4 separate regions of the Mus musculus genome follow, and regions 2, 3 and 4 are each linked to region 1. Evidence: chromatin loops called from intact Hi-C (ENCODE). Cell type or tissue: heart. All regions are shown on one strand. Region 1 has its middle 41 kb from the start of Gm35891. Region 2 overlaps Gm35891 (a long non-coding RNA gene). Region 3 has its middle 140 kb from the start of Slc7a11. Region 4 overlaps Gm29230 (a long non-coding RNA gene).

What was found. Peaks named below come from ENCODE experiments on the same cell type or tissue, not always from the same donor. Only the 100,000 strongest peaks of a DNase experiment are listed, where the experiment ranks them.
Region 2: a loop joins it to region 1, with 2.7 times the contacts of the local background. A loop is called at or near these places in 5 of 42 quality-filtered maps.
Region 3: it touches region 1 in a loop (14-fold over the local background); 10 of 42 quality-filtered maps call a loop at or near these places.
Region 4: it touches region 1 in a loop (2.5-fold over the local background); 5 of 42 quality-filtered maps call a loop at or near these places.

What each region holds. Positions count from the first base shown.
Region 1 is chr3:51,166,197-51,174,196 of GRCm38, forward strand. No RefSeq gene overlaps it. Among named protein-coding and RNA genes, the nearest start is that of Gm35891, 41 kb to the left of the region's middle. In heart, no CTCF peak of the experiment used is centred here; a DNase peak (open chromatin) is centred at 4,215.
Region 2 is chr3:51,119,053-51,127,052 of GRCm38, forward strand. Gm35891 (a long non-coding RNA gene) reads right to left here. Exons shown (of 2, transcript XR_375614.2): 2 at 7,639-7,806. Among named protein-coding and RNA genes, the nearest start is that of Gm35891, 5.9 kb to the right of the region's middle. In heart, a CTCF peak has its summit at 3,146 (motif pointing left); a DNase peak (open chromatin) is centred at 3,279.
Region 3 is chr3:50,301,209-50,309,208 of GRCm38, forward strand. No RefSeq gene overlaps it. Among named protein-coding and RNA genes, the nearest start is that of Slc7a11, 140 kb to the right of the region's middle. In heart, a CTCF peak has its summit at 3,104 (motif pointing right); no DNase peak of the experiment used is centred here; H3K27me3 peaks cover 229 bases.
Region 4 is chr3:51,070,451-51,078,450 of GRCm38, forward strand. All of the region lies in intron 1 of Gm29230 (a long non-coding RNA gene), which reads right to left. Among named protein-coding and RNA genes, the nearest start is that of Gm29230, 15 kb to the right of the region's middle. In heart, a CTCF peak has its summit at 4,915 (motif pointing right); no DNase peak of the experiment used is centred here; H3K27ac peaks cover 721 bases.

The sequences.
Region 1 (8,000 bases):
GCAGACAGGGTGAAATGAAAGAAGGCGAATAGACTCCTGAGATCCAAGCCTTGACCACAGAGCTACTGCTCTGACATTCTTCATCATTGCCTCTTTGGTTTCCAAATATTTGTAGGGGGCGGAGGTAAGCAGAGGTGAAGGGGTGGCATCCTAGGTTTCAGCTGCATGGCCTACTGGGAGCGACAGAGGGGCCCAGAGCGCTCACTTTGCTGCCCTCTCTGCCTCTCCACTACTGACTTTGAAGAAACAAGAAGCCAAGTTGAAGAGGCGTGTGAAGTCAGGGTTTGCAGACAGCCCAGAAATGCTATGGGCTGCCTCTGGCCAAGAGCTAGCAAAGAACTCAACGACGCCCTGACTTCAAAGTCCAGAGCCTATGTGGTGGAATGAGAGAGTCAACTCTGAAGATGTCCACACACGTACACGACATACTGAATAATCTTTAGAAACAAGAAAGAAAGCAAAAAGGAATCTGAGAGGAGATGGGGAGCCAGGAAGAGATGCTTAGGGGCAAGGGAGGAAGACTGGATGAGAGAAATGAAAAAGAAAATAAAACGGTGTGTGTGTGTGTGTGTGTGAGAGAGAGAGAGAGAGAGAGAGAGAGAGAGAGAGAGAATACCTATGCTCTCCTAAAAATATTTTACTAGGCTCCTCCACTAAATATCCAATTCTATTGCTTGTGAGCTCTGCCTTCCACCAAACATCAGAACATGAAACAATTCTGCCCAAGGTGCTCTCTTTGTAAAGGCACTCCCCCTCCGCTGCCGATGACACGCTGCTCCCTGCGTCCGTCTGAGATGTCACCAGAATGACCTTCCCCATCCTTGTTCTCACCACCATCCTATTCATGATCACTTATGCATTTTCTAAGAAACCTGAAGCTTCCTCTAGAGAGAACTCCCTGCCTTTCTGAGCCCTTCTCGGCTTTTCTGAGAATATACCTTGCTCTCAGTTCAAGGCTGCTTCCACAAGTTTAGATATTTGTTAGAGCCACACTCCACTTCCTATTGCTGATTTTGCTTCTGTCTGCTTAGATTCTCTCTCTCTCTCTCTCTCTCTCTCTCTCTCTCTCTCTCTCTCTCTCTCACACACACACACACACACACACACACACACACACACACACACACACACACACAAAATCCATTGCCTGGGAGCAATAAGATGGTTTAGCGAGCAAATGTGCATGCCTCCGAGCCTGGCAACCTGAGTTCTAGCCCCAGAACCAACGTGGGAGACGGGGAGAACTGGTTCCTACAAGTTACCCTCTGACCTCCAGATGTGCACCATGGCATGTGCACATGTACTCACATACAGAGAGAGAGAGAGAGGGAGAGAGAGAGAGAGAGAGAGAGAGAGAGAGAGAGAGAGAGAGAGAGAGATACAAAATATTTTTTAAATTAAATTTCAAAACCCAACAGACTGAGAAACTGAAAGAGCAGAAATCTCTTTCCCAGCTCTAGTAAATTGAAGTCCAACATCAAAATGCCAGCTCCCCAGCTTGGAGCCAGCCCCTTCATCCTCCTATGTAAAAGAAAGCAAGTTTGAGTCTGCCTTAGTCAATGTTCTATTGCGGTGAAGACACACCATGACCACGGCGACTCTGATAAAGGAAACCAAGGCTGGCTTACAGTTGGTTAGTCCATTCTTATCATGTCAGGGAACATGGCAGCATGCAAGCAGACATGATGCTGGAGAAGCAGCTGAGAGGTCTACAGCTGGATCTGTGGGCAGCAGGAAGACAGAGAAACAAGAGGCCTGTCTTGATCTTTTGAAATCTCAAAGCCCACCCCCAGTGACACATTTCCTCCAGCAAGGCTACACCTACTCCTGTTGGTGTGTTCCCCAACAAGGCCACACCTCCTAATCATTCTAACTGGTGCCATTCCCTGATGACTAAGCATCCAATTATATGACTCTAAGGGAAGCCATTCTTATTCACCCCCCTGCCCCCCAAAGGCTTATAGTCTTATCATAATGCAAAACTGAGTTCAGTCCAACTTGCAAAGTCCCAATCGTCTATCATCGTCTCAACATTATTTAAAAGTCCAAAGTCTCTTCTGAGCAGGTGGCTACCTTCATACTCAGAGAGGAAAATCCTTATTCACATCTAGCATCCCTTCCTCACTTTAGAATAGCAGCAGCAAATAGCAGTTGTGTGTCTCCAGGTGATGGAAGCGCGTGCCTTTAATCCCGGCCCAGGAGGCAAAAGCAGGTGGATCTCTGAGGTCGAGGCCAGCCTGGTCCACAGAGCAAGTTCCGGGACAGCCAGGTTTGTTTTAGAAAAAAAGAAAACTGGATAATGGCCTATGGAGGGCTGGACATGATGCCCATAATACAGGTCAGGAAGACCATGAGTCTAAGACGAGTCTAGGCCACATAATGGATTCAAGAGCAGCCTGGGTCTAGTGAGTTCCAAGCCAATGTGGGCTACTGAGTAAATCCCTGATTCAAAGACTCCAAAAGAGGGGTACTAAGAGGACCAGCTGAGCTGGATTAGGGTGCCATTCCTGGGCCTTCATCTAACCTTAATTACCCCCTAAATGGCCTATTTAGGGATGAAGGCATAGCTAGAGATTAAGCCTATAGAGTCTCAATTTTTCTATCATGGTACACTCAAGCCTGAGCCTGTTGTTAAATACTATCACCGTGGCAGCCAGGCAGTGTTGGCCCACACTGTGAATCCCAGCACTCAGGAGACAGAGGCAGGCATCTTTGTGAGTCCAAGGCAGCCATAGCTACATAGAGAAACTCTATCTCAGGAAAAAAAGGCGGGGAGGGGGCAGTAAACTTTGTGGACTGGAGAGATGTCTCGGTAATTAAAAGCACTGTCTGCTTTCAATCCAGAGGACCAAGGTTCAATTCCCAGCAACCACATGGAAGCTGACAACTGTCTGTAACTCCACTTCCAGGGATCTGACGCCCTCACACCTATTCACATAAATCATTTTTTAAAAAAATGCTGTTGCATTGGCAGTTAGAGCTTCAACGCACAGGTTTTGAGAGACAGTTCAATCCCTAACAGTGACACGCCTTCACGGGATACAATGACATCACCAGGCGGCAAGACACGGTGAGCACAGGGGGCCCTTCTCATTTTCCTGTTTCCTGTCATACCCGCTATCGCTGGAGGCTTTTATCCCGAGTACGTTGGCAGGGCCTGCATATGCATGTGTATCTGTGTGTGGTACAAGCTCCGAGGCCTTGTAACAGAGATGATGTATCCCCACTGAAGAGAAATGACAGTCCGAATGAGGAGAAGAAGCCAATTTGTCACTTAATGCAGAGCCTGATTGTGCTGCAGCAGGAGCCTCACACCGAGATTGATTACAAACAAGATGACATTTCCCTGCGGGCCGCCTCACGCATTATTATAAATAAATACCACTCGCTTTAGCATCTGCATGGCCATCGATCGAGAACACATTCTTCTGTGCCTTGGGTTCACAGTAAATATCCCGGGGACCACGACGGCCTTTCTTCAATGTGTAAAAGCAGCGTGGCCTCACATGGGACAGTTTCATAAAGTGGGGACTGTCACACAGTCCATGAGAAAAGAAAGCACACACGGAGGCGAACTGACCCTAGGAGTTCATTTCCGAGAAAACTTAGCCTTAAACTGTGGTGGGGCTTTGTTCCAAAGGCTTCGGCAGCTGGACAAAGGCGCGGAAACCTGTGAGCCCAACACTCCAGACGATCCCGGACTCCACAGTGAGACCTTGCCTCTAAGGAGAAGAAGAAGAACACACAGTCTATAGCCCCTCAACAGCTGTTTGGGGGTTGTTTGGAAGTTTGCTTTTTTTAATCATTTTTTTGTGTGCGTGTTTCACATCAGCCCAAGAGAATCAGTTGTGATCTGGGAGTCTTTCCTGAAAAAAAATCACAGTGGAATTTTCGAGATGGAAATAAATCTGTTAAATTTCGAATATCTCTTTTGCCCTTGCCCTGACTGCTCCAAATCTGTCATCTTATGAGTTTCAAATAAATAAGTTATTTTAACCAGCAAAATATAGAGTGACTGTTTTCTATTTATTTCTTTACGCTTTGCTTCGGTGCAAGGGTGAATTTGATCTGCCTGCGGAAATTTTTTTTTTTTCATTTCAGTATCTCTCCACTCATTTTCTATATTCCCCTCCACCTCCTTTTGAAGCTTTTCTATCTGCTCCATCTTTCCCTCCTACATAAACCACGAGTTTGGCATGTTTCTGGCGTGACGTGAGTGCCCCCTGCTGTCAACGATGGTGAACAGCTCCGCAACCAGGCAGGTTCAGACCAATACCGCAGATGGAGAAAAAAACACTACATCCCTGGGCAAACACTGGTAGGATTGTTAAAATGAATAATTTATTAAATCGCGATTGTTTATTGACATCCCTTTCATTATTTACTTCTCAGTTATTAAACATACTCGTGGAGTGCCTGGGTGTTAGCCCTTGGCCCACTCCAACGCTTTTTCCCAGGCAGGGATGGAGCCAGCCCCGTGATTCTCTCTATCCAAGACATTTTCGATCTCTTTTGTCAGGTCGGGGTCAAACTACAGTTGTTCCATGATGACTTTATCAATTCTCAGCTGATAGACTCTAAATGAAAAACTGCCCGCTGCTGCCTCGCCGCCACTTAAGAAGGGGGTTATCTGGGTAATATTCTGTCAATCAGGCAGGGTCTGCGACAGACACCGGGAGTCAAGTGAAATAGGAGGAGAAGATGATTTCAATGTTTTTATTAGTCATTGTCCCCCACATCAAAGACTAGCTGACAGCCATCCCTGTCTGTCCTTCCAAGTCAAAAAGATAAGGGAAGGAAGCCACGCATGGACATTTGAGGGCATGCTCCATTCTGAAGGAAATCAGCAAGTCTGTGTCTTACAGAACGATACCCGTCAGCCCTCACAATGGGGTGGGTCCAGGTCAAAAGCACCAGGCTCCAATGGGAGGAGCATGTCCCAAAAAGAAAAGCTCTAACCCCAGACTTGAAGATACATGCTAGTCTGCACCCGGGAGAGGCCTTGGCTTTTAAGGACAAACTCAAGTTTCCCGGTGGTTTGTTCTCATACAATATATTCGGGTGGCACTTCTCCCTTCTCCCAACTCCTCCTCATTTTTAACAATGCAGGAGTTCAGAAAGGTGTATGTGTAGTATCGATAGATAGATAGATAGATAGATAGATAGATAGATAGATAGATAGATAGATAGATAATGAATAAATGAACCTCAAGGCCAAAAAAAAAAAAAGTGAAAGTTAACAAATTTCACTCTAAAACCCCAAATCTTAAAACAAAGAAGTGATGGTGAGATGGGTCAGTGGGTCAAAGTGTTCACCCTGCATGCCTCGAGATTCCACACTGAAAGGAACAAACCAGCTTCGCTGGCTTCCACACTCAAGCCCACATCCCCTCACACGGTGGAGTACGCCTTTAATCCCAGCACTCAGGAGGCAGAGGCAGGCGGATTTCTGAGTTCAAGGCCAGCCTGATCTACAAAGTGAGTTCCAGGACAGCCAGGACTTTTCAGAGAAACCCTGTCTCAAAAAACCAAATAAATATAAATAAATAAATAAATGAATAAATAAGAGAAAGGCTAATTGATCATGATTGTTATTAGTACACATAGCATAAGTCTCCTCTCCCCCTCCCTCCCTCCTTCCCCTCCCCCTCTCCCCCCTCTCCTCTCTCCCTCCCCTCTCCCCTTTCCCCTCCCCCCTCCCCACTCTCCTCTCTCCCTCCCCTCTCCCCTTTCCCCTCCCCCCTCCCCACTCTCCCTCTCCCCTCCCTCTCCCCCTCCCCTCCCTCTCCCCCTCCCCTCCCTCTCCCCCTCCCCTCCCCTTCCCCCTCTCCTCCCTCTTGTCTTCTCTCCCCTCTCCCCTCTCCCCTCTCCTCTCTCCCCTCTCCCCCACCTCATAAAATAAGTAGCTTGATTCATTTTCCAAAAACTCATTAGAAATCTGCATTGGGTGGGAAAATCACATTATCAGATGTTTTAAAAATAACAATAAATAACATTAGAAATATCATCAAATTATATTCCCTTTGTCACATTAAGTTAAATATGACATTTTTCTCTCACCGCTCTGGGTATTTGAAGGCTCTGTGCTCAGAAAGCACAGAGAAGACGCAGAACAGGGCCAGGACCAAGGCCAGGGCCAGAGTTTTCTGATGAGCACATATGTTCAGCCTGCAGTCCTCCAACTACGTGCACCTATGATGACTAGGAACAGGGGCCAACATCTTCGTAAGGATGTATGCCATGTCACAATGTCAAAAAAGATGGACACCCTTCCTTTACACCAAATTGTCCAGAAAGTTTGTAAGAGAAACATCATTTTAGTGAGCAAGAGCCTTAAATTTGAAAGGAATCTGCCACCCTGGCTTGAGTTCCACTTGTGACTTGATCACGAAGCTTGTTTCCTTGTTGTGTGTTGTATGTTCTTCATAAAATTAAATGTGAGTTTGTCCAGCCATGCATATAAATATCTATCCCAACATCAGCAACATGCAACACATGTGCAGACCCTTCACTTCCTACCTCCATTCCTTCTCTCTGTCCTAGAAGCCATAATTAAAGCGCTGGGGGGGGGGGGGCCTTCTGGCCAGGCACAAGGATGGCAGAGGCAGATGGATCTCTATGAGTTCAAGGTCAACCTGGTCCACATAGCAAGCGCCAGACCAGCCAAGTCTGCGCAATGAGACCCTGTCTCAAAAAAGAGGTGGGGGGGAGGGAAAAGGGGATGAAGGGGGAGGAAGAGCAGAGATTCTACCATTAAAAAAGACAGAAAAAACAGTCATTACTTCCTAAACCCACTGATTTATCTTGTATTGATTAACCATTTGCCTTCCAGTGTCTTCTCTCTGAAAGACCGAGGCAGGTACTCAAACTGCCTTCACTGATTATTGATCCCCAACCCACCCCCCATGAGAGCTGAGGATGGCTTCTCTCTCATTTTAGTCAAACGCTTGACCTCAGAGTCACAAACCCCAACCCGCATTCAGTGATTTTTTTTTTTAAATCAAAGAACTTCCACTAGGGAATTCCTCACCAATGTTGGTTCTTATCTGTTCAAGCTAATAAACCAAGAAATGGAGTAAACAAACTATTACTAAGTTAGACATCATTATAACAGAGTGGTTCTAATCTTAGCATTGCACTACCCTGGGGACACTAATGTTTAGTCTTCCCATTGAGCTCCACCAATGACTAAGAATCACCCAGCAATGACAAGCAGCAGAGACAGCCAGTGATTTAATGGTCAATGCAACGATGAAAATGTGCATAAGATCATGAGAGCAGGGCTGGAGAGATGGCTCAGTGGTTAAGAGCACTGAATGCTCTTCCAGAGGTCCTGAGTTCAAATCCCAGCAACCACACGGTGGCTCACAACCATCTATAATGGGATCTGATGCCCTCTTCGGGCGTGTCTGAAGACAGATACAGTGCACTTACATATAATAATAAATAAATCTTTAAAAAGAAAAAAAAAAGATCATGAGAGCAGCAAAGAGAAGCCCCTGACCTGGTTCAAGGGTTGAAGGGAAAGAAGGGAAGAGAGGCAACCTTCCTGAGAGAATCAGGTGGCCCTTCCTTCAGTTCCTGCCTCCACTCAACTTGTAATAAGTCTGGGCATGAATATGTCCAAACCTGAGGGTTTGTAATGGAGACACACACACCCAAAAAAACAACACACTTCAAAGACCACATAGTCACACATTTGAGAGTCAAAGTCGCCTGCCAGCAAAGTAAGGGATCAAAATAACCAGCTTTCAAACAATTTGTGTTTCTTCAAAGCAATGCAGGCATAAAGGAGAAATGTGAGGAGGAAAGGGGGGTGCATGGAGGGAAGACAAACGAAGACTGAGGAGCAGGAGAAAAGACTGAGCGAGTCCCCACATAGAAACTCCAAATGTACAGAGGCTCTCTCTTCCCGTAATGTATGTGTCCACCCTGATCAAGATTTACAGAGAGAATCACCATCAGCCCAAGCACTTCTCAGGGTTTTTATCAGAACGATG
Region 2 (8,000 bases), 47 kb before region 1:
AAAATACCATCAAAGTCTGGCAAGCAAGAATATTAGCAAAGTAACTGCTTCCTCCTTGAGATAACACAGTAATAAAGGCCAGGTATTGGGAAATGGGCTGAAAGCCAGCCATGGTAGCTCACACCTTTAGTCCCAGCACTTGAGAGGCAGAGGCAGATGGATCTCTGAGTTCAAGGTCAGCCTGGTCTATAAAGTGAGTTTCAGACAGCCAGGGCTATGCAGAGAAACCCTGTCTCCAAAAAAAAAAAAAAAAAAAAAAAAAAACAAAGGAGAAGAGGAATAGGAAGATAAAGAGGAAAAAAAGGAAGAAGAAGAGGAGAAAGAGGAAGAAGGGGAAGAAGAAGAAAAAGGAGGGGGAGGAGGAGGAGAAAAGAAGAAATGGGCTGAGAAGGTAGGAGCACTTGCTACCCTCAGAGAAGATTAGTGTTTTGTTCCCAGACCTACCTGACAGTTCACAGACACTCTATTTCCAGGCATCTCATGGCCTCCTCTGACCTCCTCCAGTACATACATGGAGACAAAATGCTCATTGTTTAAGAGCAGTGAACACCCAGAGTTAGTGAAGTCCTCTGTAAGTGGACACAGCCATGTTAAGGACGTCACAATCTTGGGCTCAGAAGGACTGCAAAGCCTTCCATGAGGGACCAAGTGCTCATATTGACAGTGTGTGCATACAACGTCCAGCCAGCATGGCTCTCTCCCTGTGTTATGGCCTAGACTGTTCTCCTCAGAGACCACTCCTTCCCAGGCTAGCTACACCTGTCTCCTTGATCCAGTTGTAGACCACAGATCTAGCCTCCATGTTCATCTATACAGGGTGACCTGCTTCTTGTTCTTCTGTATGCAGTAACCTCACCTCTCTATTCAACTCTCTATAATAAACATGTTAAGCTTCTAAGGTGTGGTGATCTCTCTAACAGAGGTCTCAGTCCACCTGGTCCCTGCTTTCCTGTGTGTCCAGATGTCTGCTTTTCCTTCATTCCCTCGCTGTCCAGGTTCAAGTCCCAGGAGCCATGCTAGGATACAGCAACTTATACACATAAAACAGAAGTAAAAATTAAAAAGTATTAGAAGTAACTTGCCACAAGCTGGAGACGTGTCTCGTGGGTAAACTGCTTGCTGGACCAACACAAGGACCTGAGTCTGGATAGCTAGAACATACCTAAAAAGTATGAGGTGTGACGCACGTGCCTATGATCCTGGTGCTAGGATACAGATAGGCAGAAGGACCCCAGGGCTTCCTGGCCAGCCAACTGAGCCAGGTGGTAAGCTCCAAGTTAAGTGAGAAACCATGTCTCAAGAGGTAAGGTGAAGAACATCAGAACACCAATGATACTGACCTCTGGCCTCCACACATACACACACATGTGCACAAACACACAAGTACACCACACACACACACACACAAATGTCTTGACACATTCTTCTTTGAAAATCTTGCCTTGATTTCTTTGAAAAGCTCCCAATTTGTCCCCATTTGGAGAATGAAGTATGATGCTGGTTATCCTAGTTGTTCAAGTCACAACTATTGGGAGCCTCTCTCTGTACCGGAAGCATCCGCGTGGAACAAGCAGGCTTCACAATCCCACACCTCCACAATGTGGAAATGAGCATGTTCTCGCCATGTCAGGCCGGCAGCCAGGCGCATGCCACTCACTCGTCAGGCAGGCACTGACCCCACTCCATCACAGTCGGCATGCCAAGAGCTGGGCATGGCAGAGTGGAGGTGACATGCAGGACACCTGCCCTTCCGCTTCTGTGCCAAGCAATCAGTGAGGATTCAGCTGTGAGCCACCACCGCAGACATGTCAAAGGAGCCGTAACTCAGCCGCAAATTAAGTGTAGGTATGTTAGCTGGTCTGTTACAGGCTTTTCTATTTTCCTCGTCTCACATTTTGCAATTGATAAACAAAGAGTTCGCCAATAAGGTGCCAAAAAGAACATCATAATCAGGAAGTTTCAGTGATTTTGTTGTATGCCACTACTAATAAAAGGATTGATAATGGAAATAAACTGGGAGGTAGAGGAATGAATGGCAATATATATATATATATATATATATATATACATATATATACATATATATATATATATACACACATATACATCATATACATCATATACATCATATACATATACATCATATACATATACATCATATACATCATATACATCATATACATATACATCATATACATATGCATATACATATACATATACATACACGCACACATAGATTTTTCTGATAATGTTCCATTTCTTTTTTCTTTTCTTTCTTTTCTTTTTTTTTTCTTTTTTTGGGGTATGTGTGTGTGTGTGTGTGTATGTGTGTGTATGTGTGTGTGTATGATACAGTCCAGGCTGTCCTCAATCTCAAAATGTAGCCAGAAAGGGCTTTGATTTCCTAGTCCTCTTGCCTCTGACTCCTGGATGCTTGTATTATAGGTTGGCTCGTTTTAGCACTTATTTTAATGTTCATGAGTCCTGCTTCTCAGGTAATACCAAGGGGAAGTTAAGAAGCAGAATCAAAATAAAAATAAATGTATCTCTGTCCCACCAACACATTATTGTCACACTGTCCAACAGGCAAATGTGTTTTAAATGAAAGATATTAGTCACTAGTTTTCCCTTAACATCTCTTCCAAGTGAAGGAGGTTTTTGGGAAGCTTGTCTTTCTAGCCTGTACATTCTGTCTCGGGCAATCAATGAGAAAACATTTTTTTGACAAGTCAAATGTCCATGATTAAGAGGAGAAACAGCCCTCTCTCTGCAGAATATATGACTTACTCCTTCTCGGTCCCTGAAGGTATCAGTCTGCGTTTCACTGCAGACGCAGCCCTGTGTCTTGGTCAGTGCACACATTAAAGGCTCCATCATCCTCTGCTACTTAAGAGAGAGATTTAACATTAGCTCGTGTTAGATGTAAAGGAACAACCTTCTCCATTGAAAGAGAAATTTTATTTCTCAGGGAGAAAAAATACTGCATGCAGTCACTCCGGTGCATTATGAACCTGCTACTGCGTGTGGAATTTATGGTCGAGGTCTCTTCTCTTTGGCAAGGATTCTTCACCTCTAAAGGCAGAATTAAAGATCTCAAAGCTGCCCCAAAAAAAGTTCCACGGACCTTTAGTGCCATCTAGTGCTCAAAGTCTGTCATGCCTCACCAATGGCTTCCTCTAGGAATTTGAAGAGATGGAGGCCCTGGCAGGGAAAACTCTGAGAGTTCTAAGTGGGCTTGGCAGTAAACAGCATTGGCCCACACCAGAACTGTTGTGCCTGAAAACAGTGTCCTGGATACATGACATTTCCACACTGGCTCCCATAAAGAGCTGCTACTGGATCTCATGGCTGCCCCCTGCTTAGTCATCTGCTGGAAGCAAGCTATCTAGAGTGGATGGTGTGTGTGTGTGTGTGTGTGTGTGTGTGTGTGTGTGTGTGTGTGTGTGTTGCATACACAAGAGGAGCCTGAAAATGTTCCATGCTGAGAGCCCTACACCATTCCAAGTGGCATCAGGAAGGGACACATGCAAAATCACCCCACATGACTTCTACATTTAGATCCTGGGGTCAATATCCTGCACTAGAGAGGCCTTCCTCCTCTGTACTCTGGTTATAAACAGAAGCCAGATGTAGGCTACATGAAAGTGAGGTTAATGGGTCTTTCTAAGGGCACCATGGACAGCAGCTTCTGTGGTTGGTGGCATGTGATCTAGATACTGCTACAGAGGTAGCATCTCTGTGTCATCGCTACTTGCCAAAAGCAGAGGAACAAAGCTGTCAGAGGCTTGAGGATTTAATCTATAACTTCCCTTCCTTTCCTACCAACCTCTGTTCTAGCTGCTGTCATTTTAAGAATCAGGTTTAAATGCTATGTCCCAAACCTGTGGCACTGTGGAATGGAGGTGTAAGTTATAAGGGGTTGGGCAGGAGGTTAGGTCACTGGGCACATGCCCTTGCAGATACTATTAGGACCCTGTGCTCTCTCCTTCTTGTTTCCAGGCTGGCGTGAGGCAGCCTGACCTCCTGTATCATGTGATCCCACCATGGCACGGTGTGAGGACACAAGCCCAAAACAAAAGTGACCATGGATGGAAAGCATGCCCACAAGTCAACCCTTTTCCTTAGACATCCTTTTGTCGTCTTCTTCTTCTTCTTCTTCTTCTTCTTCTTCTTCTTCTTCTTCTTCTTCTTCTTCTTCTTCTTCCTTTTTTTTTTTTTTTTTTTTTGAGACAGGGTTTCTCTGTATAGCCCTGGCTGTCCTGGAACTCACTTTGTAGACCAGGCTAGTCTCGAACTCAGAAATCTGCCTGCCTGCCTCTGCCTCCCAAGTGCTGGGATTAAAGGCATGCGCCAACACTGCCCTGCTCCTTTTGTCTTCTTATACAGTATCTAAAAGCTGGCTAACACTTTGTCCCTAAACTTTAAGGGGAAGGTCAGATGGGAACAGATGGGAAGATGGTACATCAGTCTTTTGTATCTGTGAGGAAGAGAGTTGGCGATGATGGGAAACCATTGTTGGCATTGCAAGGTTCAGAACACCCAGGATATAAAACTCAAGCCACGGGTATCTTGGAGACGCTCTCAGGATCAGGCCAGCAGCTGAGTGTGGTCACAAGTACCTCCCCTACTTCCTTCGGTGCAAAGACAGCGCATCCAGCAGTCATGGCTCTCTTTCATTCTGTGCCCTATTTTTAAATATCTCTTGGTTATTTTCTGATATGAGTAGAGGATATTAAAGTAAAAGGTAGGTAGAACAGATATTCACTACTATAATCCCCTATTTCATCTCCTAACAGAATGTGTGTGACTCCTCATCAGAAGGACTGTGGCTTCTTTACTCACCCTGTCCTGAAAAGCAGGGCTACTAAAGGACCTGCCTGGCTGGGTTGCTGTCAGGATCAAGAGTGCTGCCATATGTTAAATGCTCCTGAGTGCACTAAATGCTCTTAACAAACTTAGCTGTAGCTACTAAGACTAGGAGCACAAACAAGGCTGGGGGGAGACAGGGATGCCTTGCTCTCCAAAACGCCTGTGGTTGAGTGAGTACATTTGCTTTAAAAAAAAAAAAAAGGCATGTCTCCTTTGTCAGACTTTAAACTCCTTAAGGAAGATATACTGTTAAGGGAACCACCATGTAACTCGCACCAGGGCTGAGCCTATTGCCAATATTTAGCTCAATGGACATAATATCAAACTGCCTTCTAAACTCTTATCTCCATGTCCATAATTAGTGCAGTCCCCGGGCCTCATCACAGAAGTTTCTTTGTGAAGTGGACAACAGTTAACAACTGAAGAATTCACAACTCATCAAGGGCACAAATGACACATTCAGAGAGAGAGAGAGAGAGAGACAGAGACAGAGACAGAGACAGAGACAGAGACAGAGACAGAGACAGGCAGACAGAGACAGACACACAGCCACAGAGAGACAGAGACAGAGCTCAGGGACCAGCACAGAATATGAGACCAAAGATTCTGGGCAGGGTTCAGAAAGGAGCAAAGCAAAACAGTATGTTGCGAACATGACAAAATCTCTTCCGTTGGCCCATCACTGATCTATTGACAGACAATGGCTTCTGTGAGAGGGTGTGGCTCCTGGAAGATGAGTGACACTCCAGTGGAGAGACCATACCCATGAGCATATGGGCAGCACACTCTGCACTCAACGGGTTGGGTTTTTCTTTTGTTTCTTGTGAGGACAAGAAGTTAGAAATGGGTGAGGAGACAGAGATGGGTCTGGGAGGAGTTAGAAGCAATGTGGGATAAATATGATCACAATACACTGTGTGAAATTCTGAAAGAATTAATAAAAATACTATATTAAGAACTCTATGGGACTCTACAGCTACCAAACCCCAGCCACAACTCAGGAGGCAAAGAAAACTGAATGCATCAGGTACTTGAGGCCATCCCCTTGAGGAGCACACCGAGAGCCCCCAAGGGCCTTCAGAAGACAAGGCCCTCACTGTGAGCAGTACTGTTCAACTCTCTTGGAATTTCTGAAAACCCTTAGGAACCATTATAGATGAATGTCTCATCTTCCAGGGCAGAACTAGAATTTTTAATTTGATGAAGCTAACAGTTCACAGTCCACTCAGGAAGAAGATTGACAGACCACAGGTGGGAAACACTGATTCATTATTCATCTTTCCCAGGAAGACAAGCAGTTTCAGCCCAGCAAGACAAAAATGAGAAGAGGCAGAGAGAACAAGCAAGTAAAATAAAAAGAGAGAGGAGCGAGCAGACGCGTGGATGAAGGAGAGGTAAGTTTTGATTGACAGGCCAATAGAGAGAAAGACGATGGAGATAGATGATAGAAAACGTATAGAGAAATAGAAGATATGTAGATGACTTATAGATATGTAGATAGATGAGATATAGATAGATGATAGAAAGATAGAAGATAAATTAGGTAGATGATAGATAGATTATGCATATTATATGTATGCATCAATACATATAATATGGATGATAATGATAGATAAATAGGTAGATAGATAGATAGATAGATAGATAGATAGATAGATAGATAGATAGATTGATTATATATAGATATATGTGATAAATTAGATAGGTAGATAGATAGATAGATAGATAGATAGATAGATAGATAGATAGATAGATAATACATAGATGTGATATAGATGGTAATGATAGGTAGGTAGGTAGATACATAGATAACTACATAGATTATACATAGATACATATGATATAGATGATAATGATAGGTAGACAGACAGATACACTCATACGTGCCTGCAGATGCACATTATGCACATTGGTACTCAGATTCATAGCAGACCAGGTCTTCAGAGCACTGAAAAGGAACAGAGGAAGAGACCCAGGAAATCAGCCTTTTGTCCCTCGCCTAAAAGACATACCGGCACCCGAGACTTCAGCCCACATATCCTCCCCTGCAAAGCTCATTGAGAAATTCAGTCGTGAGCCTGTCCTTGCCCCAGAGCTCTTGGGAAACCCTGCCATTACCTTTTTACAATTGCTGCACCTGCTCATTCACGCCTGGGAAAATGTCAAGATCTTTTTCCCTTTGTGGAGCAGAGGCTATGAGGAAGGCACTTTCCTTTCACGGAGACTTTTTCAGAAGCCCCCCCCCCCCCCCGCTACAATTCCACAGATTTTATTTTAGACACACTGGAAAGCACAAAGAGGCATTCAGCTCGGCCTGCAAATTGCTAGAAAACCCTTCACATCCCACGGAAATTAGAGAGGCAGTGCTCTCATCAGCAGTCTGTATAAATTTGGAAGGAGTGATTTCATAGAATCAGCCCATTTCAGAAGGAGAAGCGATGTTCGTCCGTCCTCTTCAGCTCCAAGATGGAAACCGACGAACTCAGGATCTAATCTCTCACTACTCGGTGCCTCATTTTTTTTCTCATCTGTGAAGCAGAAGCAGGATGTGTGGGAGCTAAATGAACAGCAGGTTGGCATTCAGGGGCTGTGCTATAAAAGAGACAATGTCCCCACTTTCCAAGGCCATGAGCCCCAGCTGCCATACCTTTAATGGCCTCAAATTGGGTCACAGACCAAAGTGGGTCCAGAGAGCTGGCCTGGGAGCACCCAGGCCACAGAGTGACTGCAGTCCTCAGTTTTAGTCACCTGATGACCACATGAGGCACACACCTGTGGTGGGGGATGTTTACTGCAGATGTTTGGGAAGCAGCGTTGCCAAACCATCAGAAAACACATGAGAGGGAATGATCCTCCAGGTCGGGGTGCTGCTATTCAGCCTTTGATAGCCTCAGTACGGAAGTATTTTCTTTTCTAATGACTCCTCTGTGGAGGCTGCTGTGAACAGAGAACAAGACAGAGGAGAAATTAGAGGGGGAAATAACACAAGAAGGGCCTCTGCCTATAGAATCTGAGTTGGAACACCCAGCTCGTTCCACCACAGCTCCACAGGGAGCCATGTCTGCAACAGACAGGGGCACGGGCTGAGGGGAAACTTCCGAAACACCAAGACGATGCAAAGGGATCAGCTC
Region 3 (8,000 bases), 860 kb before region 1:
GTCTTGATGTGTACTTTTAAGCCAATCAATAAAAAGTGGTTGTATTTAAACTTTCGAAGACTTTATTTCAACAAGAAACCAACATGTTAAACTCTCTGTACCTGTATTTTATTCATTTTTTTCTTTAAGAATGAAAGTGCATTTTAATGAAAATGAAGTCTCCTATGAAACAAAACCAGTCACCACGGGATATATCAGGAGACGGAATCCACTGTCACCTTCCCCCCGGATCCTGGTGGAATAAATTCCCAGGTGAGGCAGTTAGCAAAGCAATTTTCCCGTACTGAAGATTACACACAGAAAAGTAGACATGAGGCTGAAGTGGAGATTGTCAACGTGAAAAACAAGAAATAATTTGCATGTTATTTGACTCACCTGATTGAATACCTGAGATTTTAGGAGGCAGGGGACTCATCCTAGCACAATTGAGTTTGGGTTGTTTGGAGATTTGTGAGATGTTCTGTTTGTTTTGTTTTGATTACCATAAATTGAGCTATTAAATGAAAACTCCTGAACTGTGTTCTCCTTTCTTTTTTTTTTAATTCGTTTTTTTTAATTAGGTATTTTCTTCATTTACATTTCAAATGCTATCCCAAAAGTCCCCCAGACCCTCCCCCACCCACCCACTCCCCTACCCACCCACTCCCACTTCTTGGCCCTAGTGTCCCCCTGTACTGAGGCATATAAAGTTTGAAAGACCAAGGGGCCTCTCTTCCCAATGATCTAATGGCCTTGTTTCGTCTTTAAGCCCATTATGTTCTGCGAATATTTTCTACATGTGTCTTTCCTAAAGAACGTTGGCTGACCCACTGCAGCCGGCTGATCTATCAACTGCCTTTGCTCTGCATCACAAGATTTATTTCTGTGTAGAGACTGCAATAACTTATTAATGTACCTGGTAAACCCATTTATGGACCAGTAACTCCACATTCATTTCATCATTTAACATCCCCACCCTCCACTCTTACATGAAAGATTGCTCAACATCCTCACAGAAACTTTCACGTTCCTTAAATACAGGACCAAGAACATTGGTTCTCGTTTTTTATTTAATAGATGATAGATAGATGATATAAATACATACATGGATACATAGATAGATACATAGATAGGCACACAGATAGATGATAGATGGATGTGGATAGATAGATAATGATGATGTTAATGATCATGATGATAGATACATACACACATGATAGATGACAGATTAAAAGAGAAGTGATATATGTATAATAGGTAGATGATAGAAAATAGATATGTAGATGAGTAGATGCATGATAGATGATATAGTTTAGATAGAAAATGATAGATGACTGATCATATGTAGATAGCTAATAGATGATAAATTATAGATGGTATATAAACACAGATTATAGATAGATAATAGAGAGATTGTAGATATATCTTGCTGAGCAAGTTAACAAATGCAGGCACACTACTTTACTTTTTCCATTGCTTCTTGCCGACAACCATCAATCAATCTGTGACCACCAGGTAATCTGTACTCCATCCATCCCCCCTCCTATATATCCCGCAGCCCTCCCTGTCCCTGAACCCCTACAATGAACTCTCACTTGGAGTACTGCCACATTTGTTATCTTATCTTGCCACTCTCCTGTCACACGCCCACTGCAGCCAGTGAAACCCTTAAACATCTAACCACAGCTCCTTGCTTCTACCGTGAACCTGACTCTCATTGTTCTAAAGCTCGGGCAGCTGCCACATGAACTTTGATCTTGGTGGATAATGAGTATGAGTTTGTTGAATGAACACCTGGGGGATCTGCTTTATAATGTTCAGTATTTCCTGCATCCTCCTAGCTCCTTCGGATTCTTTTATCATCTAGTGTTTGATTGTTTACTGTGGAGCAGCAAGTCAAATCCAGGGCTTCCCGTGTGTTAGGCAAGTGTTTCCCTCTAGAGCTCTACCCCAACACTAAAAGCCTGAAAACTCTCTACATGGTGGAAATAGAAAAATGAGACAAATCAGCAACTCAGCATCTTGTGAGCTCAAAGCAACAGCTTTTGTTTTAGATTCACCTGTAGGTGTGATTTGCTTTCGATTCAGGCCTTTAGAATATGGAAATAGTTCTCATCATAATAGCCTGCTCCATGGCCCAGGGACCCAGATGACAACTTTACCAATTGCTTAAGAGACCCATTTCAGTCCTAAAGGCAGAAAAAATTTGCAGCACTCAACTATCTAGAAACCAACGAAGATCCAAATTTAATTGATAACCTAAAGTACAATTTGTTGTTCAGTAAAGACAGTGGCCTTTCTCGGGGCTCCTGGAATCAGAGTAGCTCAGCATCAGGCACCCCAAATCTGGGATCATTTCCCTTCCTGGAATCATGTTTGTTGTATGTATTTTCATGATCTAGAGTCTTTTGGTTCCTTTACATTTTGTTAGCATTCTGTCGTATTCCGTTCACACAGAGATCAGCACTTCCATGAAATGTCTGAGTAGCCAGATCTAGGACATATTTTAGGTACATGACCTGAAATGTAAGCAGTCTATTTTGGTCACAAAGTCAAAACAATAACACTTGGTACTTGAACATGTTTATGTGAATGTTGACCCCTGGAAGACATTACCCTTAGGATGTGATATCTCTGCGTACGATGCTTGCCTGATCACTTGTATAAAGGAACGTCAGCTCTTTAGAATGCTTGCTCCACAAGGACAGCATGTCACATCCATTGTGCATAAATCCTGAGCAAAGAATAGGCTGGCCACATTAAAGGCTATTTATCTGCAATGCTACTAAACAGCCAGAGATCCCTTGCTGAAGGCGGGGAGGAAGATTGACTGCACACACGGTGCTCTCACTGCTGAGTCCATCATCAAAGAATTCTTCTTATGGGTTGGAACTCACATCTGAAAATTGACTGTGAGTGCTCAGCCCTCTGTTATAGTGACCTAGGTAAGACCTATGCTTCCCACGCGTGAAGCATTTTCTATAATGCACTTCAGAAAGGACTATTTACTCTTGCCTCTTTCAGTGAAGGAACTGATGGTGACCAAAATATATTCCTGCATTTCAGAGCTTAAGGAAGAAGGGCTTGGCCTGCTGCTGGTTCTGATGGGCATAGCAATTATATTGCTTGCCTGTAGGTGGCACCAGTTGGCTGCTACTACCCTGGAATGGTCCATCCTCAAGGCCATCACAGAACGTCAACAGAAGCATCTACCACCAGGATAAGAAGAGGAGCTCAAGTCTTGTTCAAAACTGTGCCTCTCTTGACTAATGCGTTTCCCAGGACCTTGATTAAAGACATCCTCCAGCCCTCTTGGGACCAAGTAAAGGGAGGACAGTTTGAATGTTATTTTACCTCAGAAGATGTCCTTCTCTAATAAACTGCATATTTTGTAGGACACCTAGCATCTCAGCTTTCTTATCCAAAGCCACGATTGAATCTAGCCTCTAGTCAAGAACTAAGCCTCCATGATATGACTCCCTCCTACCACTCTGGCTAAAACTTCCATTGTGAAATCTCAGAAAAAAACTAACTCTCTTGTAAAGTTGGACACTGAAATATGACCAAGGTCAATCGTGCTTAGAAATCACTATTATTCTTACACATAGCTTCCATTTTTGTTATAAATGAAAAGAATTCTCTCCAGCTAGCTTTCACAATGCTACTGACTCTCTCTGACACGTTGGGATCTGCCCACTAGTTAAAAGCCTGAAGGTGATGAGATAGTCGAAGAACAGTCTCAAGATGAGCTGATTTTCCCTTACATGGTTGGCCTATACATTAATTTCTTTACCCATCACTATGATAAAACTCTCAATTAAGAAATAAGGAGTGAGCATTTATTTCAGCCCAGGATCTAAGGAGATAAGTTCACATAAGAGAAAGCATGCTGACAGGTGGCTATACGGTGGCCAGCATATAAGCCTGACAATTGTTAAGTCTTCTACTCTTAATTTGCAGCAGAGAGAGAGAGAGAATATAATATCTAAGAGCAATCATGGAACAACTTCTATGGGTAGATGCTACTTCTTGGTCTTTACAAGGCATCTCAAAGCAACAAAATCAGCAAGGGACCAAGTGTTCATACTATTTCATATTTAAACCAGAGTTCCCTAAGAAACAGGAACAAAGTTTTTTCCGGTCAGAAAATATACCCATCAAAGAAGAAAGGGCATACTCTGATATTCCCAAGCATAGATAAAACTTACACATGTTTTATAGCCCACTGATCAGCAAAGGAGGACAGGTGTTTTCAGATTTGAAACACTTGAAATCCCTTTGTCATGAGTAGTAGTCGATGTGATATCATTGAACAAAGCTGAAAAAGAAAAATGCAGTTGGCTTCTTGGAGCCATGCAGACTGGCACAGCAATGGGGAGATGGGCCATGCATCTAAGTCATTCTCTGTTTCAGGAATCACTCATAGGACCTGACTCTGAGGTTCAGGATCCCTCATGTTTGTATTCATTGTCACATTTATGAGATAGCACCAGCAGGGCACAGATTAATTTGACAACATTGATACTAATCACTGAGAAAAGCTTTTTAACTATGCAGAAGTTTAAAGAAGCTGAGAGCATGGAGATTCCTAATGATGTTAGCATTCCTGAAGTTTTGTCTTGGTAGCACTGAAGAATTTTGAGATAATAAACTTAATTACTCACTTTCCAGTTGTTTATTGTTCTCAGGATATCCCTCTGAAACCCCATAAATCTTTAATCTGTGTAATGACAGTGGTGACATAGTTTTCCCAAATGCCTTGCCTCCAATAGCTATTTTACTCCAAGGGCACCTTTTATTTCAGAGACCACAGTCAGACCTTATTTAATCTTCCCTTTCCCTGCCACATGCATGGGTTCCCAGAGAATCATGAGGGGCCACGGTGTCCCTTCCCAGTCTAAAATCCCTCCCTCACACTCACGTCTCACGCCATTTCTCCTACAGTTTCAGGACTTAGATGCACATCCCATGTACCCGTTTGTGGATCAGTGAGATGTCTAACTCAAAGGACTTTAGACCAAACATGATATAATTAAGAGAAGGGGGTGAATTGTAGTGGGGGTACTACTTAGCTCACAGAATTATATAGACGTTAGAAAGAGGTAGATAAAAGCTAAGAAAGCTCAGACAGTAGGAAGTGCTGTATTTGGAACACTATAAATTCCACAATGAGCACGATCAACCTGCTTCCAACGATCTTTTGCTGTGGAGTCTACTGTGTTTCTCTGAATAATTTCTGTTCTAGCCCCAGATGGAAGCACCTTACTGCCAAGGCGACACTCTGCGTCTGTAACCTCACTGTCTGTGTGGAGAGAAGGAGTGTATCGGATCTGGTCATGCTTATACATGCTGCCCTACTTCCTGCCAAGACCTGAATAACCAGGCTGGGAAAGGCGGTTCAATGCCAAATGGTTTAATGCCATCACAATGGCAGTCAATGGGCAGGAGCTGAACGCTTTCAGCAGAAAATTTCAGAGTGGCCAAGAAGAAAGTGAGACTCCCATACAAAAAGGATTAAATAAAGTGGGAAAAAAATGGCCGGAAACATAGACTAATCTTTGAAGGAATTTTCTATCCATAGAAGGGGTAGTAGTTTGAAAAATAATGCAGGTTTGGAAGTAAGGCTCTCTTTTGCATTGTAACAACCAAATAGAAGTCAGTGAGAGTAGAAACCAAGTTCAAGGTTGTGGTCATTGAGGAGATGAACTGATGAAGGAGTGCACAGAGATAAAATAAAGAACAATGTGTGTAGATTAAACTATAAACAGAGATTTTCCCCTTTAGCATAGGACAAAAAAGGGAAATGAATAAAACAAGAAGAAGGGGAAACAGTATTGCTTATTAAAGGAAGCCAGGACAGGGATCTTGCACCTTAATAGACTGTACAGTGATGCCCAGAGTTCAAAGAATGAAGGAGAATTTAAAAAGAAAAGACAAAGAGAGGGAGGTAGAAAGGAAAGCTGGGTGCCTGGAAAACATTAAGAACCGCTACTATAAAAAGGGATAATGAACTAGGCATGAATAAAAGATCTAGTGGAATGGAGAACCACTTCCTATCTTACTGCCTAAAAGCTGTGTAGTAACAGTCACTGACTTTGGGCTGATAGATTTTTCCATTAGGGAAACAGCATTCTCTCCACCCAGCTATCCAGACTCCAGTAACCACCTTTTTCAATGTAATCATACATATAACAGATGTAGGAGGGTTTTTAGACCCACATTCAGACAACTAAGATACACACACACACACACACACACACACACACACACACACTCATACACTCTAGTTACCATCATGAGGCACTTCTGACAGGTTGCACATGAGTACCAAGTACAGCTGTCTACTGCAGCCTTCTCTGTGGTTTCTGTGGTGTCTCGCATGCTTATTCATGGAACCAGAATTTAACCACCCATTAAGAGACTAGAACAGGCCTCAGATTCCCCTTGGCCTTCTGAGGTTTTATCCCCTTTGCTAAGACTTTTCCAGATGCATTTTGGTAATGACACTGTATCAAGCTTCAGAAATCAACAGCCTGCGCTCAATCTGCTATAGGAATCTTCCCAGAAGAAAGGGATGTTTCATCCGGCGGAGTCATTCATCCTAGCCTGGACTCTTCTGCTTCTGATCCTCCCCTGTTAAAAACATAACACACTGGAGGAAGATTGTGCTATATTTCACCAGTACTCCGTGCCGCTACCGAGGGACACTTCCATCTGTTATTTGCTCTCAGCTTTGCCTACTGATAAAACAGGAAGGACAGCTTGCTGATGGGCTCTTTGAAGCAAATGGCTCTACTCTTTCCTGCAATTAATGTTTGTAAATTATTTCTACAGTAGTCAGCAGGTATAGTACCACCATTTACAGATTACTTTCAATAAATCAAGAGCCCGCGCTCCTTCTGAGAGGACCTCCATTACAATGCGACTCGTGGCTAGTGGCCTGCTCTACCCGTGATGAAAATTGCTCTGTGTGTAATCGAATACTCTCATTAATTCTGTCAATTATCATTCCCTCGTGGGGAGATCTGAAGGTTGTGCACTGAGTTGTTGAAGTTTCCTTTTATGTGTAGTATGTGTTGTTCACAGAATCTGGTAGTTAGGGCACTTCAAAATTTCACAGTAAGTTAATAGCCCTTTGGCTGCTAGAGAGAGAGAGATGGCTCACAACAACAAAGCTGATTACAATGGAAGCAATTTGGTATTTTTCCCAGGATTACTCTGTTGTTTAGATGATAAATTGTTTTTAGAGTAGAGAAATAATTATATATTTTACAGCCTCTGCACTGTTTTAGGGAAAATTCCTTTAGACCTATAATATAAACCTCCTTTTCTAATTTGAAAAATTCTTTTACTTAAACTTTCTATTTTTATTTTATTGACTCAAAAAATTTTGGTTAAATTTGACCCTGGGTGGTGTTGCTGCTGCTGTTGTTGTTTTTAACTGATTATTTCCCTATGTTCTATAATGATCTATTTTCCAGGGAAAGAAAATGGCCATATAACTTGCATTAAGAGTGCCACTCTCAAAGTTTTAGAACAGGGATTTTAACTTTCCAAGACACATCTCTCCTTTCAAAGCAGAAGCATGGGAAAGAGAATGATGGATTCTAAAGGTGACCCAGGTAGGAAGAGGCCACTGGAAGTAGGACAAGGGACACTGGAAGACTATCCAAAGCCTAAGGTGGCAACAACCTCTTCATCGGGGTCTATTAGGTGAGAACGTGAACTCTTACCAAGAGAAAAGATGAAAGGGAGATATCAAGTGGCAGAAGTATTGCAGAGTCTCACTTAAAGCAACTCAGTGCACATTAGGGACATGAAATGCAAAACATTACAGGAGTGTGTGCAAAGGAATTAGGCATGAAGCTCCCACATGATATGAACAGGATCTTCCTCTGGACAATTTTAGGAAAGAATAAGCCATTTAGTACTGAGACCTATGACCATTAACTGCCTTTCCTAGTAGTCATGGCCTTTGCTTCTGTGTTCACAATACTATGGCAGCAACTAGAGAGCATGCT
Region 4 (8,000 bases), 96 kb before region 1:
GCAAGAGACCACAGGCGGGCTTTGAGTGGCATGCCACCCAGGATCGAAACCCTGAGCTGAAGGGTCATGCTTGTCATCTGCCTCTTGCCTTCCACGGGAGTGAGATCTTCTAGCTCACAAGCACAGGAAACCTTTGTATTGGCTGCTGCTGTGACAAATGACCACAAGCTTGGTGCCTAAAGCAGTAGAGACTTGCTCTCCTGGTCCCAGAGGACAGACCCCAGAAGCAAAGGGTCCCTGAGCTGTGCTCCCGTCTGATTTTCTGGATCCTTTATGCAAATGGACCTTCTAGAAGCCCTCTTCCCTTTCCATGCTCTAGACTAGTGCCTCACTCAGGCATGTATTATATAGGATATAGGCTAGACTCGCAACCAAGAGATCGTCCGCTACCTTCACAACTGAGTTCAGACTGCGTGTCATTCTGTGTGTGGAGAATCACAGATTAGCTTTGTGGGACGGACCACTGGGTTTAGTGGCCACCGTTTAAAAGACTGCCCGTTCCAATTCTATCCCAGAAAGCTGCGGATACAACATAGAACCGCACACCACAGCTCCTCCTTCATCTCCTTCCCCACTGAAGCCCACAAGCAGACATTTTATGTCTAACTGGACTTGAAAACCAATACAAAGGACTTCCATGTTTATGAACCAATCTTGTCCTTGAAAAAGAAAGGACCCAGACATCATGGGAAAGGCCATGTCAAAACAGAGGCAGAGATGGGAGTCACAGGGCCACAGCTAAGAGCCACCTGTAAGCCCCCTGGAGCTGAGAGAGGCAGAGAGAGATCACAGAAGAGAACACAGCCCAGGGGACCCTTGCTTCTGGGGTCTGTCCTCTGGGACAGGGAGAGCAAATCTCTACTGCTTTAGACCACCAAGCTTCTGATCACTATTCACAACAGCAACGAATACAAAGATTTCCTGGGCTTGTGAGCTAGCCGTGTCTTTGAGTCATGCCTAACCCCAGCAAAGGTTTGCTGTGCATGTGAGCTAGCCTTGACTTTGAGTCACCTTCCTACCCCCAGACAAAGGTTTGCTGTGCATGTGAGCTAGCCTTGTCTTTGAGTCACCTTCCTACCCCCAGACAAAGGTTTGCTGTGCATATGAGCTAGCCTTGTCTTTGAAGTCATTCCTGGCCCCAGCACTGTTACTTTCCATTGTTACGGCGTATCTTCCACCTGTTGAGTGAGCTTGGTGCCAGGCCTTGTCGCCCCCACTGTCCCTATCTCCTCAGCTAATGCTTACAATGACATAAAGGGAACATCAACAGTCACAGTTTACTCGCTAAAGGTCTGGTGTTTGCTTAAAACCACATAAAAAGTACATGTTCGAGATAAAAATCCAATTCTAAACTCTATGTTCTGTCCTCTAAACTGCGGCTGCATAGAAACTATGCATCCTTTTTCATTCTCTAATTTCTGAAAGGGGAAACAGTAAACAAGTCAAGACAATCCTTTCACGGCTCCACTTCCACAGGAAATTAAGAGTCTGTCCCAGGCAGGACAAGTAGTTTTATCGGGGCCAGAAACTGCCTGTGACTTGCCATTTGAGAAGTGAGGCAATGAAAAGCCATAGAATCTTTGGCTGACATCATCTAAAGGTCTCTAGAGGTCACCTGAGCCAAATGCATCCTGGCCTCCACATTCCCCTGGAAGTGACAGAAATTCACTTTCCCAGGAAGCTGCCTTTTCTACCTCAATTTTTCTCTTCCACAGAGCCAAAAGAGGCTCCATTTCCTCCTTGGAAGTCGTATGGAACCATCCCAAATCCTTCCCTACAGTCTTGGAAGAACTGAAGTTAATAAATAAGACAGAGACAAGACCAGAGATTGCTCTTTGGCTGCTAAATGAGCTTGATCTTTGATCTCTCCCATGTACACTACAATCTCTGGTCCCTTCTCCATCCTGGGTGGTCTTCTAGCCACACACTAATCAGACCTTGTTCGACCATAATGCAGGAACCCACAACAGGTCTCGGGTTTAGCTGTGTGGCTGGGGCATCTCTGCCCCTCTCCATCTGGACTGCAGCCCCAGCCCTTCACACTCTGTTCCAGAATGCCATCCATCTACGCAAGGGTGGCCCTGCTGCTGACAGCACAGCGTCTTAACCCTCCCAAGCCTTTCGCCAGCCCACTCAGCCACCTGCCTCGGAAGGCTCCCATTTTGAAGTGGCAACGCGATTCATCATGTTCCACAGCCCACACGGCACAGGGGGAAATTAATGACACTGACTGTACTTGCTTCAGAAGCGACTCAACTAGACAGCAGCCTTCACAACAACATTCTGCAAAGGAACACCCCATATTTGGTCTTCAGTAAGAAAAGGGAAAGGGAGACTCGTGTGTGTGTGTGTGTGTGTGTGTGTGTGTGTGTGTGTGTGTGTGTGTAAAGAGAGAGAAAGACAAAGAGATAATATATATACATACATACACTCATACATTCATATATGCACATACATATATATATATATAACATATACACACACATACATGTATATACATATGTGTATATACAGAATGAAGTGCAAATCCATTTGCCTAACAGCTACAGAAGGACTTATGCTCCACCGAGCCATGTAAAATCTAGGGTTGCTCTTTTACTCAGTGCCTAAGCACTTCCCCGACACGCAAGGCAAGGAAAAGAGAAAGACTTGATTTAGAATCTTAGCCCAGCCCCTGTGGTTTGTAGATGGGGACTTCCAAAGCCAATCCAATGTGAACGGATACTGTACAAGGACAGAGGAGTCCCCTCCGGTCATCCATCACCCACTCCCCGTGCTCTGCTTCATTTCCTGCCCACCAGACCTCAAGAATGAAAACCGGTGGTGTCTCTCTCTCTCTCTCTCTCCCTCCTTCCCTCCCTGCCCACCCTCCTCTCATTCTCAGCTAAGCCAATGAGTCCTGGTCTTCATTACAAACAGCTAATCCCCAGTCCCCACACAGGAAAAGCAGTGAGATTAAACCACTGAGTGCTTGGGCCACGCCTACGTCCCTCACCGCCCCCAATATGGAACAGCTTCCCTATATTCATTTCTCGCATCCCCGGTCCAACACAGGTTTACGCGTGCCCTTAAACAGCATACTTCCTCAATTCAGTTGCCTAGCATCACCATTTACACAGAAACATAATGATTTTGAAAGCTGAACCTTGGGGAACTGACGTTAGGGTGATGGGTCTCCATGTCATACTCAGAGAAGCAGAGAAGAGGAAAAGTGACAAGATGGACTCTCCTTCCCACTGTCTCACTTTCGAATGTGGGAATTCTTTGTGCATGAACACATGTATACATGGGTACAAATGGAGGCTAGAAGTCAACCTCAAATGCCCTCTCTCTCTCTCTCTCTCTCTCTCTCTCTCTCTCTCTCTCTCTCTCTCTCTCTCTCTCTGTTAAAGGGTCTCTCACTGACCTGGGGGACCCCACGTCAGCTAGGCCGGCTGAGCAGTGGATCCCCAGGCTCTGTCGCCCCGGCCTCCCTAGCACAAGGGTCATATGCACGTGCATGCCCAACCTGCCTTACTTCTCAGGATTCTGCAAATGGAACGCAGGTCTTCCTGCTTACCCGGCAAGCACTTCACCAACCAAGCCATTTCTCCAAGGCAGAATTCTTTTTCATAAACCATTTTTTTTCCTTTTGAAAATAAAACACAAAACAGGCAGTGTTCCAACAGGAAATAGAGGGAAACATTCCTCACATACCATCCTGTGACCATCACACACACACACACACACAGAGAGAGAGAGAGAGAGAGAGAGAGAGAGAGAGAGAGAGAGAGAGAGAGAGGCCCATTTCTGCCTGCCATGAAACAAAAAAGGACTAACAAAGGCCTTTGTGTTCAGGGGTAAAAAGCCACAGGCAGGTACAATGTTGACTGCTTCCACTTCTCTGGGTTCTTAGAAATACAGAATAGCAGAGAACTTGAGATGAGGAGATCTGGCCCTGGTCACTGAGCGGTGAAGAAGGAACTCACAAAGGCTAATGGTTTACTCTGTTATTGAAGAAGCACAGCCACTAGCAGTTGCTCAGAGACACCAGGCACTTGGGATGGAAAGGATAAATGTTTACATGTGTCCGTTGTTCGTCTCAACTCAGCTGGCTCCAGGAAAGAGTTCCGGGGGTTTTTCTGAGAGACAGTGAACAAGCTAAGGCACTAAGGGAGGGTGAAGACAGAATACGTGAGTGTGGCCAGCACCACATTCACATCCTACACAAGCTCCACAAGATTGCTCCTTGCTACCTTGCGGAATCAAGACTGTAAAACTCAGGGAATTTACATTCCCGAGTCCACTTTCCTAGTCTGCTCTAGATTTCCACTTACCACCAGCTGAAAGAAAGCAGAGCTGAGCTGTAAGAAGCAACCAGCGTAGCCAGGAGAGGAGCTACAAGAGGCCCTGGGTGATAGGTGTCCTCGTGGATGTGCACAGATACCTCACAAACCGGTATATCTCGCATCTCCAAGGTCTGCTCACAGCCCAGCAGCAACCACGTGGCTAGGAGTTTGTCCAAAATGTAGACTCCTCGTGTCACCAGACCCCTGAGTCAAGATGGACCTCTTAGCACGACCCCTGGTTGATCTTAATCCACGTTAACATTTGATACATAAACTCACTGATGCAGATATTTAAAAAGCAGAGGTAGAATAATTAAATAATGCCTGGACCATTGTTTTTTCCACATTGTGAAGGTGTCTCCATTAGCGGGGGGGGGGGCTGCAATTAGCATGGCAGTTGTTTATTTGTTTGACTTTTGTTGTTGTGGTGGTGGTGTTTGTTTGTTTTAGAGTGTCCTTTTGTTATCTTCTTTGGTCTGCAGCAGGAAAAACATCAAATAAGAGTTAAATGAAGGAAAGGTGATTTCAGAGCCAATTTGTTTAGTCATCCTTGGCACACAGTGACAGAGATATTCACCCCCAGGGGGCATAATTGTTCTTGAGAAGTGACTTTGTTGTAGAGAGAACTTTTGCTTCCAGAGGCACGGGCTACACAGCACGGAGTAGAATAGAAATATGGCGATTATCCAGTTCATTTACTTGCTTTACACAGCACACAAACCAATCCTGGTAACAGGGCTATAAAAACACAATCCAAGGTACCCGAATCCTCCAGGTTAACTGCTAATGTGGCTCAGATAAATTGGATTTCAGCCAGCCTCCAACATCCCATTTTGCACTTAAACATATAACAAAGCGGGCTGCATGCACAGATGTCGGTAGGGAGGAACCGGTTCTCATCACCCTGGATCTGAAGGGATGACATAAGGCTTAGGCAGATCTCCAGCCCTGTCTGGAAAGTGGTTACCACACAGTTTGCCAAAATACAGACACAGAGCCGGGCCTGAGGATCACTGTCGTCGATCTCATGTAGGGAGCAGAGACAGGGACATCAGCAGAACACTCCACCTGATTGGGTAGCAGCACACTCAGGACTCCATGGAAGAGTCCAACAAGAAAGGGAAGGCTTTTTGTTGGGTCTGTGTCTGTCTGTCTGTCCATCTGTCTGTCTATCTGTTTGGAAAGGCCATATGTGTCCAAACAAGGTTCAGCAGGCTACCTGAAAGACATGTCAGTCAAGGATGATGTTCTCTGCTCAGAGGTATCTCTGTCACTTGGCCATGACAGATTGTCAAAACTAAATATAAGGGGAAGCTACAGATAGATGTCCTGGGGGCAGCATGGAGTCTTTTCTGCTTAGATTATGTGGTATTTGTTTAGTCTCTCCTAAGCAACAAGAGTTCTTTCAGGTATATTCTATCAACTGATTATTTAAAGAGGAGGCAGTACCCCGAATGGGCTCCTGCTTAGACTCCCGGGAGCTCAGACATTTCTGACATTGCATGTAAATGGTTGCACCTCCTAACGTTTTCTTTCCCATGATAAGATCCATGATTATTATCAGATTCTCATATAGATCCATGATCCACAAAATTGTGTTAAGAATCACAATTAAGAAGCGGGGTGTGGTGATCCAAGGACTGGGTCGGTGAAGACAGATTATAAGTTCAAAGACAGCTAGGACTACATAGTGGCTGAGCACGGTGGTCCATACTTTAATCTCAGCATTTGGAGGGCAGAGACAGACAAGTCACTGTGAGTTCCAGGTCAATCTGTCTACATAGTGAGTTCTAGATTATTCAAGGCTATAGAGTGAGAACCTGTCTTTTATTTTTTATTGGATATTTTATTTATTTACATTTCAAATGTTATCCTCTCTCCAGGTTTCCCCTCTGCAAATTCCTTTTCCATCCCACCTCCCCCTGCTTCTATGAAGGTGCTCCCCCCACCCACCCACCCACTCCTACCTCACTGCCCTGGCATTCCCCTACACTGGGGCATCAATCCTTCAGAGGACCAAGGGCCTCTCCTCCCATTGATGCCTGACAAGGCCATCCTCTACTACATATACAGTTGGACCCACGGGTCCCTCCATGTGTACTCTTTGAGAACCTGTCTTTAAAAAAAACAGGGAGGAGAAATGATTTGGTGGTTAAGAGCACCATCTGCTCTTCCAGGGGACCCAAGTTAATTCCCAGCACCCATACAGCAGCTCACAACTGTCTGTAACTCCAGTACCAAGGGATCTAATACCCTGTTCTGACCTCCTCCACAGGCACCAGGTATACACATGGTGCACAGACATACAGACAGACAAAACACTCGTAGACATAAATTAAATTAAATTAAATTAAATTAAATTAAATTAAATTAAATTAAACAGGGTCTAGGAGCACAGCTTAGTATAAAGTGCTTCCCAAGGCCCTGTTTTCAATCCTCAGAGCCACAAAATAAACAAATGAATGATCCAGTTAACAGAAGCTGCTGTGAAGGGTGATGTTCTAGCTCCTAAGCACTCACGGGTGACACAAACTCTCCTAAACCCTAGTGGCTGGTATTAACTCAAAACCCCACCTCTCACCTCAAGGGACTAAGGAAGTTTATTCTGGAGCCAAGAGTGAGTGACACAGCCATAGAATGCAGATTTAGGTTACCTGAAAACTCATGTTGCAATATGGTAATGGGTTTTTTTTTAATAGTACAAGCAGAGAATGCAATAAGTCAATGGTTATTTTTTTAATTCCGTGGTGTAAATACCAGGTGGGTGGTTATAACAAAAGAGAGAAGTCTCTGCTATAGGTATCAATAGTTCATGGTGACATTCTTAGCTTTCCGGTTGGTGGGAGCTAAGGGTCTGTTTGTACATTCCAACAGGATTTTACCTGATGGTCATAAGGATGCCGGGTCACATGCAGAGGTGAACAATGGATGTCTATTAAAAATAGACCAGGTAATTGTCTCCAAACCAGTAACATCTCTGATCTCCAGGGTCACGGACATCCTTATAATTGGAGCGGCCCCGTAGAAGCTTTAACATGGTGTGGCTTTCCTTTCTAGAAACTTCAGCGTGTGCTTGGTCACTTGGTACTTTCTCTTGATGTAGAAAATAAATTGCAAGATTAATAACATAAGACACTGAGGACGGTCAGTGTGGGAATCGGTGTAAAGCTCCACGGACCCCTGAGCTTCTGAGCAAGCAAAACCCAGACATCTCGCCATGGGAGGAAGCCTGAAGCAATGGGCAGGAAGAGTCTGAGCAGTGGGAAAGAAGAACCCAGTGCTAACAGAGAGCACCCCCTTCCTCCTATTGACTGAGGTAACAATCAGGAGACTTAAGTGCATCCAAGGATTAAACTTCCAGCCCATTTAGTCTTAAATTTCCTGTCGCCCAAACCCACTGCAACCAGAGAATAGCCTCTCCTATCGGAGACACTGACAGAAAGCTCAGGAGCCGCTTAATGCCAATATCGATTCAAACTTGTGCATCTGTTTACTTCTAATGCACAGCGAGCAGGGTACGTGGGTTTACTGCAGGTCAGGAAGAAGCCAAGTGCGCAGCAAGGGCCTCAGAGCTCAGACAGCCACATGCAGTATCCCTAGGGGGGGAAAAAGATCACCCATTACATCCATTAAGTATGTGGGGTTTACTGCATCTCTTGTCCCACAAGACAG